3 separate regions of the Homo sapiens genome follow, and all the other regions are linked to region 1. Evidence: chromatin contacts called from ENCODE POLR2A ChIA-PET data. All regions are on one chromosome and are shown on one strand. Each heading gives the region's core, a stretch centred on a gene start or an enhancer-like site at or near the end of the contact. The rest is flanking DNA. Distances are from core to core; before and after follow the strand shown. Region 1 holds the start of ZNF770 (zinc finger protein 770). Region 2 holds the start of GABPB1-AS1 (GABPB1 antisense RNA 1). Region 3 holds the start of AFG2B (AAA ATPase AFG2B).

The links. ChIA-PET counts read pairs that join two places held with the same protein, here RNA polymerase II (POLR2A).
Region 2: POLR2A ChIA-PET joins it to region 1 with 14 read pairs in CD4-positive, alpha-beta T cell. The contact joins the promoter of GABPB1-AS1 here to the promoter of ZNF770 in region 1. POLR2A ChIA-PET finds 5 or more read pairs at or near these places in 2 of 52 experiments (CD4-positive, alpha-beta T cell and activated B cell).
Region 3: POLR2A ChIA-PET joins it to region 1 with 11 read pairs in CD4-positive, alpha-beta T cell. The contact joins the promoter of AFG2B here to the promoter of ZNF770 in region 1. POLR2A ChIA-PET finds 5 or more read pairs at or near these places in 2 of 52 experiments (CD4-positive, alpha-beta T cell and naive thymus-derived CD4-positive, alpha-beta T cell).

What each region holds. Positions count from the first base shown.
Region 1 is chr15:34,986,165-34,991,178 of GRCh38, forward strand. It overlaps ZNF770 (zinc finger protein 770), which reads right to left and starts at 2,123. Exons shown (of 3, transcript NM_014106.4): 1 at 1,952-2,123; 2 at 1,393-1,509. It overlaps LOC105370764 (a long non-coding RNA gene), which reads left to right and starts at 2,194. Exons shown (of 5, transcript NR_188212.1): 1 at 2,194-2,320; 2 at 3,521-3,646. RefSeq lists enhancers at 622-681, 762-811, 2,218-2,307.
Region 2 is chr15:50,350,611-50,355,624 of GRCh38, forward strand. GABPB1-AS1 (GABPB1 antisense RNA 1) reads left to right here and starts at 3,564. Exons shown (of 1, transcript NR_024490.1): 1 at 3,564-5,014. GABPB1 (GA binding protein transcription factor subunit beta 1) reads right to left here and starts at 4,588. Exons shown (of 9, transcript NM_016654.5): 1 at 4,375-4,588. GABPB1-IT1 (GABPB1 intronic transcript) reads right to left here and starts at 4,269. Exons shown (of 1, transcript NR_026891.1): 1 at 1-4,269. RefSeq lists enhancers at 3,572-3,631, 4,370-4,993 and silencers at 3,762-3,971, 3,982-4,231, 4,812-4,861.
Region 3 is chr15:45,399,545-45,404,558 of GRCh38, forward strand. It overlaps AFG2B (AAA ATPase AFG2B), which reads left to right and starts at 2,792. Exons shown (of 8, transcript NM_024063.3): 1 at 2,792-3,974. The coding sequence starts at 2,886. It also overlaps a transcript of GATM not described here. RefSeq lists enhancers at 2,245-2,294, 2,305-2,374, 2,765-2,924 and silencers at 3,005-3,084, 3,475-3,624.

The DNA of each region.
Region 1 (5,014 bases), core at 873-3,372:
AGCAAGTGTCTGGTTTTCTTCACTTGACCCATATTATTCCAAAATATTTATTTTAAATAAAAATCATCTAATTACAGGCCAAATGGAAAATGCCACATAAATCCACGCAAAATAAAACAATCTGACTGTAAGCCAGTATAGTAGTAAAATATATCATATAACCCAGATATCAATGTTAACCAACAATCAACTCTTGGTGCTATGAATATGCATTTTCAGTAGCTTGAATTAGAGAAATTAGAGGTGAACAAGCTCCAAAGTCTCTAAACATGCCGATACAGAGCAACAGTCATGATAATTAAAATTAAGTCATGAATCCAGTGAACTGCAAAGAACTTGGCAGCAATTAGGTGCCAAGGTAGTCAATCAGGACAATGAGTCAAACCAAAAGTAATCAAGCCTTTATTCACTTACTGTGACAGTGCAAGCAAGTGGTAAAAAGAGGCACTGGCTCCCCAGTGGTCTACTAAATACAAGGACACTGGGTGAGGGTCAGTTGATGCAGTGCATATGAGGTAATCCTCTCACTGAAAGGAGCCCCTAACAAAAATCTCCTGCCTCTTATGGAACTTCAGAATAGGAAAGGGAGGGGAAGGTCTAGGAGTGAAAGAAGCTGGGTCAAAAATGGAGAAAAGTGTCTTAGCCACGGTCCTTCCTAGGAGGGCCTCCAAATGGAGGTACCCAGGCTAGGAAAGAAGTTATGGGATTTGCATATCTAGCAGGAGGGGCAGGGCAAGTCCTTGACTGCAACCCCCTCCAGAAAACTGCAATGCACCGGCCCATATCGAGTATGGTGTGGGAGGACAGCTTGGCCCTTGAGGCCAGTCAGGCAAAGCCTGGTAATTGTCCAATGTCAGGACTGAATGATCACACAGGATTTTGGTATAAAGCCAGATTCAATTCCTTTTGTATGTTTCTTCTTCCCTTTAATAAATGCTTTCGTGGAACACGCCTAAAAGAAAAAAATCACACACCACAACTACCTCTGATTAAAACAGGGATTGGCTACCTACAGCTCCTGTACCAAAAAGGAGCTACGGTTAATCATCCATTGTTAGCACTAAGATTGGATAACTGTTGTCACTTGCCTCCCACCACGTGGAAAAGCACTTACTGGGAGCCCTAGATTGTTAGAACCATTAGTGGCAAGTGGTGATCCTATCTCCTGTTTATGAGAGTCAGGTTAGGGATCCTCACCTCACGCACTCATGGAGCTCCAAATCCCATTTCAACCGATTTTTGTTGATAACATAAAAATAAAAAAGACTGTAATTTTTCTTATCTTAAACTGAAATAAAAGAATAGTAGATCTGCTCAGTGGTTCAATCCAGAATTTATCCTGACAAGAACAAGATACTCTACGTGAAGACTGTAAAAACTGTAAAAACTGACCTCAATAATATCCAATGTTGCCTCAAGGCTGAAAGCCTGTTGATTTTCTTGTCTTGACTAGTACCATTAAAACGATGTGAGGATTTCACGAAAGTAAGCGAACAAGAAATGAAAGACCTAAGAGAAACACACACAACTTTCAGTTGGGGAATAATCTCCGGCGGCTGCTTCTGCCCCACTCGCCCCGGGCCCATTCTCTTGGCCTTGAACCCTCACCTCTCCCTCCCAGTGGACTACACTGGACAAAGGACACTGACACACAGTCCTCGTTCTAAAGGCCCACAACCAATAATAAGCACGTAATGGTCGAGCCGAGTCCAGAAACCACAAAATCCCACGCCAGGAAAGGAAGGGTAAGGGTAAAAACTGCTTTGGCTGCAGCCAGGATGAAAACGCCACATGTGATACAACCCACAGCAACAACAAAAAAAAATCCCTCTACGCCTTCCTCTCAAATTTCTGCTCCGCGTGAGACGCACTCAATAGGTGGGGAAGTGAGAAAGCAAAAGGAGCTCAGGAACTGAGGTTGTGGAGCCCCCGTTCTTGGGTCCCCAGGCACCTTGGCGGTATTGAGGCAGGTCCGACCCTCCCTGGGGGTCGCTCCACTTCTCAGTCGGGTTTCTGAAGTCCTCCTCACGCATCTGGAGCTGGCGAGGGCCCGGGAGGCACGCACCTCAGGCCCAGGTGCCGCGAAGGCAGCGCGCGCACGTCCGCAGGGCCGGCGCGGCAACGGGCTGAGCGCGCAGGCGCGGCGCTCTGGCGCGCCCAGGGACACAGTCCGGCTGGAAACAAGCTCCCCCCAATTTCAGGGCCGTTGTCGCCTCCGGGCGGTCCGCGGGTCCCGAGCGGACTGGGACTCTGGAGACGTGCCCCCAACCCCACCGCCATTCACCCTGTCATTGCAGGGGAGAGAACAGAATAAAGACGGGTACATTTTCCATCTCACCTCTGAACCTCGGTTAGGAAAACGCTGTAGCCCTGACTAGTGGGCTCAAGGGCCGACTGGAAAAGGGCGAGTCAGCGTTCAAAGCCGATTCGGGGCAGCCCTCTCTAACGCAGAGGGCCGAGGATAAGAAGACGACAATGTGTTAGGGGCCCTCCGGGCTAGGACTGTCCTCACCACTTTGTACATTGCCAAAGTAAATATAACGTAGAGGTCAAGCGCAGGCGCTTTGTGGGCAGACATGACTGAGCTCCACTCGCGACTCCTCTAATGGCGTGCCAGCTGCGGACCTCATTAGCCCCGCCTCAATCATTCAGTATGTTTTGGTTGTCTACAGTGTACGAAGCCCTGTTCTCACAATTAGATAAAATGAGTGTGAAGTGCTCAACATAATTCCTAGTGTAGTAGGCCTTCAAAGAACTATTATCATTATTAATTACTCATATAGAATACAACTTTATGAAATGATAGGATCCCATTTTAAGATGAGGAAAATGAGGCTATCAGAGACGTTAAGGAACTTAATGTCACACAGTTAATAAACGATAGAGGTGCGATTTGAACACAGGTTGTCTAATACCAGACCTGCATTTATAACTGCTGCTTCCCAAGTTATAGATATTTCAGCATTTTATGTAGTCACAATTGAAGACCAAATATTTAGTTACAGACTAAGTTGGCATGTTATTACTGAATAAGATGCTAAGGTATCTACTAAAGATTTTAAGTGCAAAAGGCATTAGAGAAGAATTTACTGTGGATTTTTTGCAGGTTCTGATTGTAATTGTATCACCTTGAGAAAGGAGGAAATGAAAGCAGATTATCAGGCATACTTTTTTAACTCTAAGCAACTTTTTGCATTACTTTCTAAGGACCATCAGCAACAAAAATCAATGGTTTCTAATGTTGATATATTTTCCTCTACCAAAAAAATTAAAGCAGCTGAGCCAACAAAAATTCTCTGTTTTGGATGTGTTAGCATGAGGAAATGGCGAATAGGAAATGAGCTTTTGCTTCTCATGTAGGAACCCTGAAGGAGTCAGATTTGGGAGGGGTTGAAGTCTGCTTCCAACAGAAGCAGGGGTGGAGAAGGGAAAGGAAAGACTTCTGGTGTCCTAAATGCTAGTCCCAAAGTGGGGATGCTGTTTGTCCGGATAACCCTTGTAAATCTGCTCCATTCTGCAGCTACTCCTGGGAAACTTAACTCAGCCAAATAATGCAAACAATTGCATCCATCATCAGCCACATCAGCCTTAGGAGATACATCCATATCATGAGAAAACACTACCTGAAATTGGGGACCACTGGAGGGTGAGATTCGTTCTTTATCCATTACCTGCAAAACAAATTGGCCTTTGCATGGAGAGTCTGAATATATATTGAGTGTGAAAGCAGTTAGGACTTGAATAGGCTATTCTCCAAGGCCACATGCCCCATGTCATAACCTCCCCCATTTACCGTGAGAGCTATCTCAGGAGCCTTCTGGAAAAAAAAGAGAAATTAACATGAATAAGAGTAATCAAGGAAGATTTCATTGAATATGTGAAATTTGAACTAGCAGTAGTGGGTAGACTATGAATAAATAAAAAATGTGGGGGCAGGACAGAACATGGTAGGGCAGAGGTGGCAGGGTGAAGAAAAGATAGTATGAGAATGAAAAATAAAGGGGGTGCATGACATACGTTTGAATTAGTATCTTAATGCTGCAGCTTACTAGTTGTGTCCTTAGAAGTTATTTAACCTAGGCTGGGCGCGGTGGCTCACACCTGTAATCCCAGCACTTAGGGAGGCCGAGGCGGGTAGATCATGGGTCAGGAGTTCGAGACCAGCCTGGCCAACATTGTGAAACCCTGTCTCTACTAAAAATACAAAAATTAGCCGGGCGTGGTGGCACGTGCCTGTAGTCCCAGCTACTCAGGAGGCTGAGGTGGGAGGATTGCTCTAGCCCAGGAGTTAAAGGCTGTAGTGAGCCGTGTTCATGCCACTGCACTCCAGCCTGGATGACAGAGCAAGACTCTGTCTTAAATAAATAATAATAAAAATAGAAAAGATGTGCCACTGCACTCTAGCCTGGGCGACAGAGCGAGACTCTGTTTCAAAAAAAGAAAAAGAAGAAAAGACATATCAGGTACCAAGCTCTAAATATTCACTTCCAATTATATAAAGATGAAGCAGTTAGGCCCTGAACCTTAAATTAGTTTCTAGCCCAGAGGGGAAAATAACATACAAACAAGTATTAATACAATATGATAAGAGCAGATATATATAGGAGGAAAGAACATCTAAATCTGCTTGGAGGTTCCAGGTACAGATGGTCCCTGAGCTGCAGCTTCAATCAGCCATCTATCCATCCATCCGTTCTGCATATATTAAGCACTCGCTGTGTATCAAGTCCTGTTCTAGGCAAGGGGGACAGAGTAGCAGACAAAAAGTCAAAAATCCATGTCTTCATAGATTTTATATTCTACTGAAGGAGACAGACAACAGATCAAATAAGTTAAAATATATAATATGTTAAATATTAGTAAGAACTGAGGAGAAAAGCACAGAAGAGGGCTGTGAAGATTTGAGGGTGTGGGTGGGGATGCTGGCATTTTAGTAGATGGCCAGAGATGGCCTTAATGAGAAGTTCTGTGATTTTTTTTTTTTTTAATACAGAGTCTTGCTCTGTCACTCAGG
Region 2 (5,014 bases), core at 2,314-4,813, about 15 Mb after region 1:
ACCTGTAAACCTCGGCATATTTAATAAAACCTCAAAGTTTATAGGTAACTTGAAGACACCTAGCTCAAATTCTCCTTCAGTACGATTCCTCTACTCTAGAATCCCCAATTTGTCAGTGAACAGGAACAGCCTACCACCCAAAACAACTCATTCTATTTTCACAATTTTGAGGAAATTTATCTTGAAAGAGAATTGAAATCTGCTTCTTTTAAACTTCCACCCACTGACCCTAGTTCCTTCTGGTCAAGTCAAATCTGATCCTTCTGCATGACAGAACTCCAAATCCTTAAAAGTGGCTGTTACTTCTTAAAAGAAGCTCCTCTTCTTTAGGTCAAACATCCCATTTTTTCAACTTTTTCTCATTTCCATTTCTCTCATGATCAAGGTCCTCGTTTATGCTCTACAGATAAGTGATTTTGACACTTAGGTGTCTACCACCTTGGAAATGAGAAAAATTAAGGTCCGTTCCTACCCTACTTAAGTTTGGGCCTCTGTGTGGCTTTTTATTAGCTCTCCAGATGATTCTGATAAAGTCTGAGAATGAATACAAGGTCTCACTTATGATAGTATGCTACCCAAAAAGCCAACACAATACCCCAAATATAATATAACTAGTACACAGTAAAGTGGGGCTAACACCTTGCTCTGTCAATAAGCTGTTCTACCAACTTCAGAATTATTCACAGATGGGTGTGTTGGCTGACGCCTATAATCCCAACACTTGGGAGGCCAAGGTGGGAGGATCACTTGAGTCCAGAAGTTTGAGACCAGCCTGGGCAACACAGTGAGATCTCGTCTCTACAAAAAATTAAAAAATTAGCCAGACATGTTGGCAGGTACCTGTAGTCCCAACTACTCAGGAGGCTGAGGCAGAGGCAGGATCGCTCGAGCCTGAAAGGTGGAGCTTGCAGTGAAGTATAATCGCACCACTGCACTAAGCCTGGGTAACAGAGAAAGCAAGACCCTGTCAAAGAAAGAAGAGGTGCAAAGGGGAAAACAGGGAGGGAAGGAGAGAGAGGGAGAGGGACAGAGGGAGAAGGAGAGAGGAAAGAGGGAGGGAGGGAGGGAGGGAGGGAGGGAGACAGAAAGGTGCACTAGCCCACCAACTGAACTGACAGCTGATTGCACCAAAGCATCTTCTTTGTATAGAGCACTGTGATGTCAACACTGAGAAAAAACACAGGCCCTAATACTGATCTCATCTAGTGCTAGATTTACCTTCTAGAAAGCATGATGGAACAAACATCTTCAGAAAACTATAATACTAATTGTAGCTATCCCAATGTAGGCACATCAGAGCTATAGAAACATTGTGATTACTAGCTGGAAACCATACTAGTTGTTGGGGAGGAGAGGGGAGCAGAGGGATGACACTAAGGAAACTAAGTTGCTCTCAACTTCAAGATTTTGTGTGGGTTTGTTTTTCAACGTTTGCAAAGTCAGAAGAGATGGAGGCCATCAGTGAGTTCATCTGAACTCAGGCTACTTGCAAACAGAGACTGGGTAACTGCCTCGTGCACCCTCAAAAATAAATTCATGATGCAAAACTTCATGTAATTTCTGAATTTCTGAATTCCTCATGACGTGCACTTTACCTGTTACCTGTTAATATTTCTGGTACTGAGGGGCAAAAGAAAAAAGTAAAAAAAAATTCATGGTACAGGAGATGTGGTCCATTACAATGACACAATGTTATGGGAAAAAACACACTAAAACCAAGCATACTTTTTTTTTTTTTTTTGAGACAGAGTTTCGCTCCTGTTGCCCAAGCTGGAATGCAATGGCGCTATCTTGGCTTATTGCAACCTTTGCCTCTCTGGCTCAAGCGATTCTCCTGCCTCAGCCTCCCGAGTAGCTGGGATTACAAGCGCGCACCACCACGCCCAGCTAATTTTTTGTATTTTTAGTAGAAATGGGGTTTCACCGCGTTAGCCAGGCTGGTCTCAAACTCTTGACCTCAGGTGATCGGCCCGCCTCCACCTCCCCAAGTGCTGGGACTGCAGGCGTGAGCCACTGTGCCTGGCCAAACCAAGTGAACTTAACCAAGATCCAATCTATTTTCGTTTGAACAGCAAACATTAAAAGTACACCTGGTATTTTCTAACAATTACACGAAGAATGACCAGATGCTTCCTGTTGATGGAACAGTAGAGAACTATAGACTGACAGATTCAGACTACAGTTCACAGAAACAACTGGAAACAAACTTAGCTTCCTTTCAAAGCCATTAAAATACGGCCTTAAATTTTTATGCATTAATCAATTAAGTATAATTGTCTCCCAATAAGTATAATTGTCTCCCAACCTAGAAAACCCAGAATGATTCAGAGAGACAAAGAACTCTAAGGATATGTCTCTGCAAACTGTTCGTTTCACCAAAGGATTCACTGCAGAATTAATTTTCTGTAAAATCTGTACCTCCTATAATTTTCAACATGTTCTATCTTTAAAGATAACATTTACACAAGTGTTGATAGCATATGTGGAATTCACGTGTTACTTGTGTAAATCATTATAAATATGTAATAGAATTAAATGTTTTAATCACTTAAGAATATCTTCGAATGTTCCTGAGTCTCCGAGATCATAGGCAGATTATGCAGTCTTCATCTGTGATTTTGTTTAGTCACCTAAATTCCAACTTTTAAAAAAGTTAGAGCCCAGTAAAAAAAGTATGGGAATCAATCTTATTCAGTCTTGTTAAAATGTGTCTTGCATAACAGCTTGATTTGACTTGTATGGTGAAAGCACGGTAAGAATGACACATTTCTGTTTTTTGGTTTTTTTTTTAAAAAAGTATGAGTGTACAGTGGAGTGTTCCAGAGGTTACATGGTGTGCTAACCACAACAGTCTGACGTAGATCTGAGAATCTTCTATTAAACCAGGCATTAAAAAGATTTGCAAAAATGCAAGATGTCACTCTTATCATCTATGTTAACATGTAATGGATTTATTTTTTGTTTTTGGAAAAAAAAAACCAAGAGAAAAGAAAATAAAGTCATCTTTAGTTTCCTTAAATTCAAAGTCTGAGCCTGAAAATGGAAGTATCAAAGCTGATGGTTATACGTCAGTGAGAAAAAAATTTAAACCAAGCTGGGTGGGTCTTTACATGAGATAAACTATCTACAGGAAAGAATGACCACTAACTTCTGCATAATAAATGAGAGTGGATCTTTTAATTCTGAGATGGCAATGTACTTTACAAGGACCATTTACAGACTACATCAAACCTTTTTCTAGATAAAAAACGTACTTCAGTAACTTGCCTGAATTGAGAGAGCAAAACAGTCCGGAGAGAAAACTTAAAATGTTTCCACATTATCAAGCCCCCTTCAGAAGTACTGTGGTCTCGGCCCCTCCTTTGAACAGATGTCCGCTCGCCACAGTCCAATCAGGTTTAAAGCAAGAGTATTTGTACTGAAAACAAGCTTAAAGTGGGAAGACACACACAAAGCAGGCCTGTATCATTCCTTTGGTTTCAGTTTTCACGATGCACCCTTGAGGCTAGGCACGCTGATTCAACACACTTGGAGAGCTTCACCGAAACACACTAAACACACAGTGATGAACTGTGCCCTGGCAGAGATGACCTGGCAAAATTCTCAACTTCTTCCCTGAGGCAGTGCACCCGCAGTTCTCGGCGGCGAAGTCTTTGGGGCAGAAGTCCCGAGCCTTCAGAACGGCAGGCTTCTCCCCCTCAGGACTCCAGTCCCCGCGGCCAAGGCTGTCGCTGCGGGGGCCCCGCGCGGGACTGGCCAGGCTCTTCCATTAACCCTGTCTGGTCCGGCCGATCCCGCCGCGACCCGAGCGCCTCTCGGCCCCGCAGCACAGGGCGCCCAGGACCCGCCACCCTCGCCGCCCGTTCCCCTCTCCGGAGAGCCCGGCGGGGCCGTCAGGCTGCCGAGACAAAGGGTACCGCGGCGCCAGAGGCCGAGGCCCAGCCGCGCCTGCCTTCCTCTTTCTCCCGCCCACTGCCAACCTCCAGTCGCCCGCAGAACCTCCGCTGCCTCGGCGCGACCCCATCGCCACCCCGGGGCTGCCGCTCGGGACCGGCAAGCCGGGTAGCCGCGAGGCGGCCGCGGCATGCTAGGGCCGAGGAGGGGGCGGCGGCCGCCACCATGTCTGCCCGCCCCTCCCAGAAGCAGTGTGCCCAGCGGACAAAGCGCAGCGGCGGCGCGGGCGCCCAGGCCGACCCCGCCGACCCCCGCGGAATAAGCGGGGCCAGGAGCCCCGGAAACCCGGCGCCTTAATGCAATAAACAGGAAATCGCGGGGATGATCTGGGTTCCGGGGGAAGTGGAATTATTTTTTACCAGCGAAGAGATCAACTTCCACATCCGGTGGTAACAGGGCCCTACACAGACCCGCACTGACCTGGAAAAGCTTCGGGAGCGGCGACGGGAAGGCAGCAGGAGGTGGTGCGGGGACCCGAGGCGCCTCGTACCCGGCCGGGCTGACGCGGCCCCGCTACACACAAAGCGCTTCAGCTGCACAGGGCGCTATTTTCCGAAAATGCCGCGTCTGGTCGGCGCCCAAAATCCCCACCGAAAAGTCCCCCGTGCTGCGCGCGGAGGGACACATGGTGTGCGAGTGAGTCAAGCTCCCAGCATCCCTCCCGGACCCGGCCCTCTTCAGCTCATCGCCCGAGGATTTTCCGCCTCTGCCCTCGTCGGCAGATCCTGCTCCTACCCACTCCCTAGCTGTGTTCCCGCGGGGAGAGAGGGGAAAGAGGGTCTGATTTTTTAACGAAGGGAAAGAAAATATGCCATTTCTAGCGCTTCAGCCACACAAAGAAAGCGGCGGAATGATCCGCTCTCGGCGACCGCAAGTCCCGGCTCGCCCGGCGCCTGCGCGGCAGCGGGGGTGGGAGCTGCGGACGGCCATGTGCGCGGCGGAGAGGCCGGGTGGCCACCGAACCTTCCCGCCTGTTCTGCGGTGGGTAGGAGTTTGGAAACTAATGTTCCTGTGCTAACCTTCGTGTCTCTGTGACATGACTGTTGAAAGACGGAGAGTG
Region 3 (5,014 bases), core at 1,542-4,041, about 10 Mb after region 1:
CCAGTCATGGAATCTGCCAGTGCCTTGTCTTTGACTTCCCAGCCTCCAGAACTGTAAAAAATAAATTGCTGTCATTTATAAGCTACCTCGTTCGTAGTATTTTGTTACAGCAGCCTGAACAGACTAAGCCAGATAATATATAGAGACAACAGATGGCTTCATACACCTAGGTGTGAATCCTGGGAAAATTGAGTGGAAACCACAGTTGAGAACACCAACGTCCTAACAATCCTGTAGCCTTCAGGCTTAGTTGGTTCTGGACTCCCTCTAGTGGTTCAATTCTAGTGCTTTAATTGATGTTCTTCAATTCATAGAATTAACAAATTTCTGGTCAGATTAAAAACAACTAAGCAAAAGAGCCACACAACTCCCATTAGAATGGTTTACCACAAGGAGGCCAGGTGCAGTGGCTCATGCCTGTAATCTCAGCACTTTGGGAGGCTGAGGCAGGTGGATCACTTGAGGCCTGGAGTTCGAGACCAGCCTGGCCAACAGGGTAAAACCCTATCTCTACTAAAAATCCAAAAGTTAGCCAGGCGTGGTGGTAGGCACCTGTAATCCCAGCTACTTGGGAGCCTGAGGCAGGAGAATTGCTTGAACTTGGGAAACAGATGTTGCAGTGAGCTGAGATCCTGCCATTGCACTCAAGACTGGGTGACAGAGCAAGACTGTCTAAAAAATAAATAAAATTTTAAAAATAAAAAGAATGGTTTATCACAAGGAGATTATGTCATTGAATGGCATGATAAATATGGATGTTCAGATGGCTGAAATCATAGTGTTGCAAATGGTTAGACCTAAAGGGACAGAATGGATTTTACTGGATGATTGGGAAAGACATTTATAGTTTTGCTCAGAGTGAGTGGATAAGAGCTGAAGGCCCAGTAACAGAATTCCTTGTTGCTTTTGTTTGCAACCTATGGTAAAGACTGGATCTTTTAGAGAAAGAGTGAAGTGAAATAATATTTCCTGTGCATATGGATTCTATAAGGTCAGAGGGTTCTTGTTTGACCTTGTATAAAATCAACCTCTTAGACCAACCAAAAGCAACATGTAGTTTCCTTCTCATCATATTCCTAATAGCATAGTTTGTGCCTCTGTTTTAAACCAATTCAGAAAATTTTGAGGCCGATTTAACTTTATTGGCTCCCTGTTTTGGCTTTGGTTATTCCACTCCATTAAACCTTTACTTCTTGGCCATTTCTGCACTGTAAATATAAGTAAATCTACTAACTCTTTTACATGAGATCCCTTTACATATTTAAGACAGTTATCCTGTCCTCAGTAAGTCTTCTTTCCCTCTCCCAGATCCTTAAAGCTTCTTGGAGCTGAATAGAAGGAACTCGATGAGGTACAGGCTTCTGATAAAATAACTTGATAGGCATGTAATTCACACCTTTAGGGGTCGGTAAAAACGATGGCTTTTTTTTTATTTCAAAAAATGCAAAGCTGTTATTTAAAAGTCCCCAAACCAAAAAGAACTGAAGCCAATGGGATTAAGAGGAAAAAAGAAAACAGGAAGTAATGGGTGACTTATCCATTTCAAGACCTCCTCCTGCTATTTTCTGATTCCTAAATTGTTCCAGAATCGATTTAAGCAGACAAGTACAGCTGAGACCAGGTAAGTTACTGTCAAGTCAAGAAGTCTGTCATGTCTGCCATGAAGTTTGGACAGAATGAGATCAGGAACTGGCATGGGTCTTAAGATCCCAGATCTGACAGTACTTCCCATTGATAAGATATTACTACACAGTCTGTAATTGATTATTTGCATAGATAGAAAAAAAAAACTTCCCAGCAACTTAAGCACTCTAAAATATCAGTTTTGTCAACTCACAAATTTGGGTTGCAGTGAAAGTGGGGAAAATAGAGGTAGGAAGATGTAAGTCAAATAAAAACAAGGTATATCTTCTTGTCTTTGAGTATCTGTAGTTCTTTTTTAACGGCAATTAAGAGGGATAGAAAATGTATTCCAGCTGATAAAAAGGAATTCCCTGTGCGAAAGGGAAAGGCAGAAAGCAGCTGGAAAAAAAAAATAGCAGGCAGTTGTCTTAATAACGTAGATAGGTATCGCCTCTAATACAGGACTTAGTACTGTTGTGCCCCAATTAGACAGTAAGCATTGATCGCATGAACTTTAGTGATTAACTTGTTGCCAAAGAATATTCAAAAGAATATCAGAAATCAGAACAAATGTACTGTTGGTGTGCTACAAATCCATCAGGTAGCCTAGTTTTCCTTCTTTCCTCTCTACAAGGGATTTTAAGCGCTACCGTGTGCTTCCCTCCCACTATGCTGGTACTTTCCCATAGGAAGGGTTGTGCCTGGACCTCCCAGATTGGAACCCCGATTACCGAAGGTCCCAAGGCTGTATTCTCAGTTACGCCAAGTCACCTGAGACATTTGCACCAGAGCACCCAAAATTCTGTGCCCATGCGGATAGTTAGAGTTTCTTCACAAAATAGCAAAGTCTCTAGGTTGCTATTCCAACGGCGGTAGTACTGATGCTCCAGTTCGAAGGCCAGGAAAACAGAATGTAAAGCCGGTGACTTCCAAGATATATGTAACCACCAAAGTACATGCTTAATGACCTAGTGAAGTGAGCTTAAGCCGCCTCCCAGACACCTGTAACGAAGACCATCTCGGGAAAGCTCTGGGTTAGGCAACTCGATTTCACGAAAGCGGACACCAACGCTCTACCCAGAGGCCCGAGCGTCGTCTAACGTTTCCATTGGCCCTTTCGGCCTTCACTCAGCTGCTAGCAACGCAGTCTGCCCTAGCGCATGCGCGCAATCTGCTTCCGGCCTGCGAGCTCGGTGTTCCGCTTTTTGTGGGCCGGGTGGGTTTCCTAATCTGGTTTCGTCTGCCTGGTTCATCTGTGTGCGATGGCTCCGGACTCGGATCCCTTCCCTGAAGGGCCGCTCTTAAAGCTGCTACCCTTAGACGCTAGAGACCGGGGCACCCAGCGCTGCCGCCTGGGCCCGGCCGCCCTCCACGCCCTGGGCGCGCGCTTGGGCTCGGCAGTGAAGATCTCGCTACCCGACGGCGGCTCCTGCCTCTGCACTGCCTGGCCTCGGCGGGACGGAGCGGACGGCTTTGTGCAGCTGGACCCGCTGTGCGCGAGCCCCGGGGCGGCGGTCGGGGCGTCGAGATCCCGGAGGAGTCTCAGCCTGAATCGCCTCCTCCTAGTGCCCTGTCCGCCCCTGCGGCGCGTCGCCGTGTGGCCGGTGTTGCGAGAGCGGGCAGGCGCGCCCGGTGCCCGGAATACAGCCGCGGTGCTGGAGGCGGCACAGGAGCTGCTGAGAAACCGACCGATCTCCCTGGGCCACGTGGTGGTCGCTCCGCCAGGCGCTCCTGGCCTGGTGGCTGCCTTGCACATCGTCGGCGGGACGCCCAGTCCCGATCCCGCTGGGCTGGTCACCCCTCGTACCCGCGTCAGCCTTGGCGGGGAGCCTCCGTCGGAAGCCCAGCCGCAGCCCGAGGTGCCCCTGGGAGGTCTTTCGGAGGCGGCCGACTCGCTGCGGGAGCTCCTCCGCCTCCCGCTCCGCTACCCGCGCGCCCTGACCGCGCTGGGCTTAGCGGTGCCTCGCGGGGTGCTCCTGGCGGGGCCCCCCGGAGTGGGCAAGACCCAGCTGGTGCGGGCCGTGGCGCGCGAGGCGGGCGCGGAGCTGCTGGCAGTCAGCGCCCCGGCGCTGCAGGGTTCCCGGCCTGGGGAGACCGAGGAGAACGTGCGGCGGGTCTTCCAGCGCGCCCGGGAACTGGCCAGCCGCGGACCCAGCCTCCTCTTCCTGGACGAGATGGACGCCTTGTGTCCCCAGCGGGGCAGTCGAGCACCCGAGAGCCGCGTAGTGGCCCAGGTGTTGACGCTGCTGGACGGCGCCAGTGGGGACCGCGAGGTCGTGGTTGTGGGAGCCACTAACCGGCCGGACGCTCTAGACCCAGCGCTGCGTAGGCCCGGGAGATTTGACCGAGAGGTGAATGGGCTTGGCGGGTTTGCCCACTGTCGGTGGAACCTCGGCCGCTTCTGGCGCCATTTGGCTGCCCCGGAGGCGTTTGCCTCTTAGGTTTGAGCATCGGTGAGGTTGGAGTTGGGGCTCTTTGCAATGCAGAGAACACGTTCTCTGCCGATATATGATCTGTGAGTCAGGACCTGTATTTCCCCAGAGTCAAATTGTCAGGACCTGTGAGTCAGGATCTGAGAGTCAGGACCTGTTTCCCCAGAGTCTAATTGTTTTGGGAAGCGAGGTGTCCATTACAGATTAATTTTGTTGTGCAGGTCCTATAATCAGTAATGTTAATTCTTAAGAGAATTTTGGTCACCTACAAGCGTGTTAAACTCATTTTTTGGAATGAGAATTTAAAGAAGGATAGCCTCAAGAAGTAAGTGTGTTGAAATAAAAAGGGAGAAGGTGGGGAAGAACTAAATGGAAGCAGGCATTAACTCTTCTGGATTTATTCATTCCTTGTCATAACACCAGCATCCTATTCCACAATTGAGGAGGTACCCACAACTGCTCCCTGAGTTGTCAGGGAGGTTGAATATTCAGAGCTGTCCTATTTTAAGCTTTGGTCCTAAATTGACTTGAATTCTAAAGAACAGTTTGAAATTTAGTGACTGATATTTCTATTTTGTGATAGGATTCAAAAGAGAAATGATAATTACACACTTTTAGCTCAGTTAGTTCAGGACTTGAGTGGATTTCTTCCTTGCACTATCTAGTACCTGTGTCCTTAAGGGCAGGGACCTAGCTATCTATACCTGGCTTCTAGAACTTTGTGTGTTCTTAAAAATAACAAAAACTTGTTAAATGACATAGAATTTTCATTGTGCAACTTTCTAGCCAGTGTTACTCCTCTGGAATATTAGGATTTTCGTATATTCAGAATCTAAAGTATACGTAAAGTGCACGGTACTAGTTCCAAAGTGGTTCACTAAATTGTCGTACATGTTTGTCAGGATAAAAAACATATTATTATTTTGGCCGGGCGCGGTGGCTCACGCCTGCAATCTCAA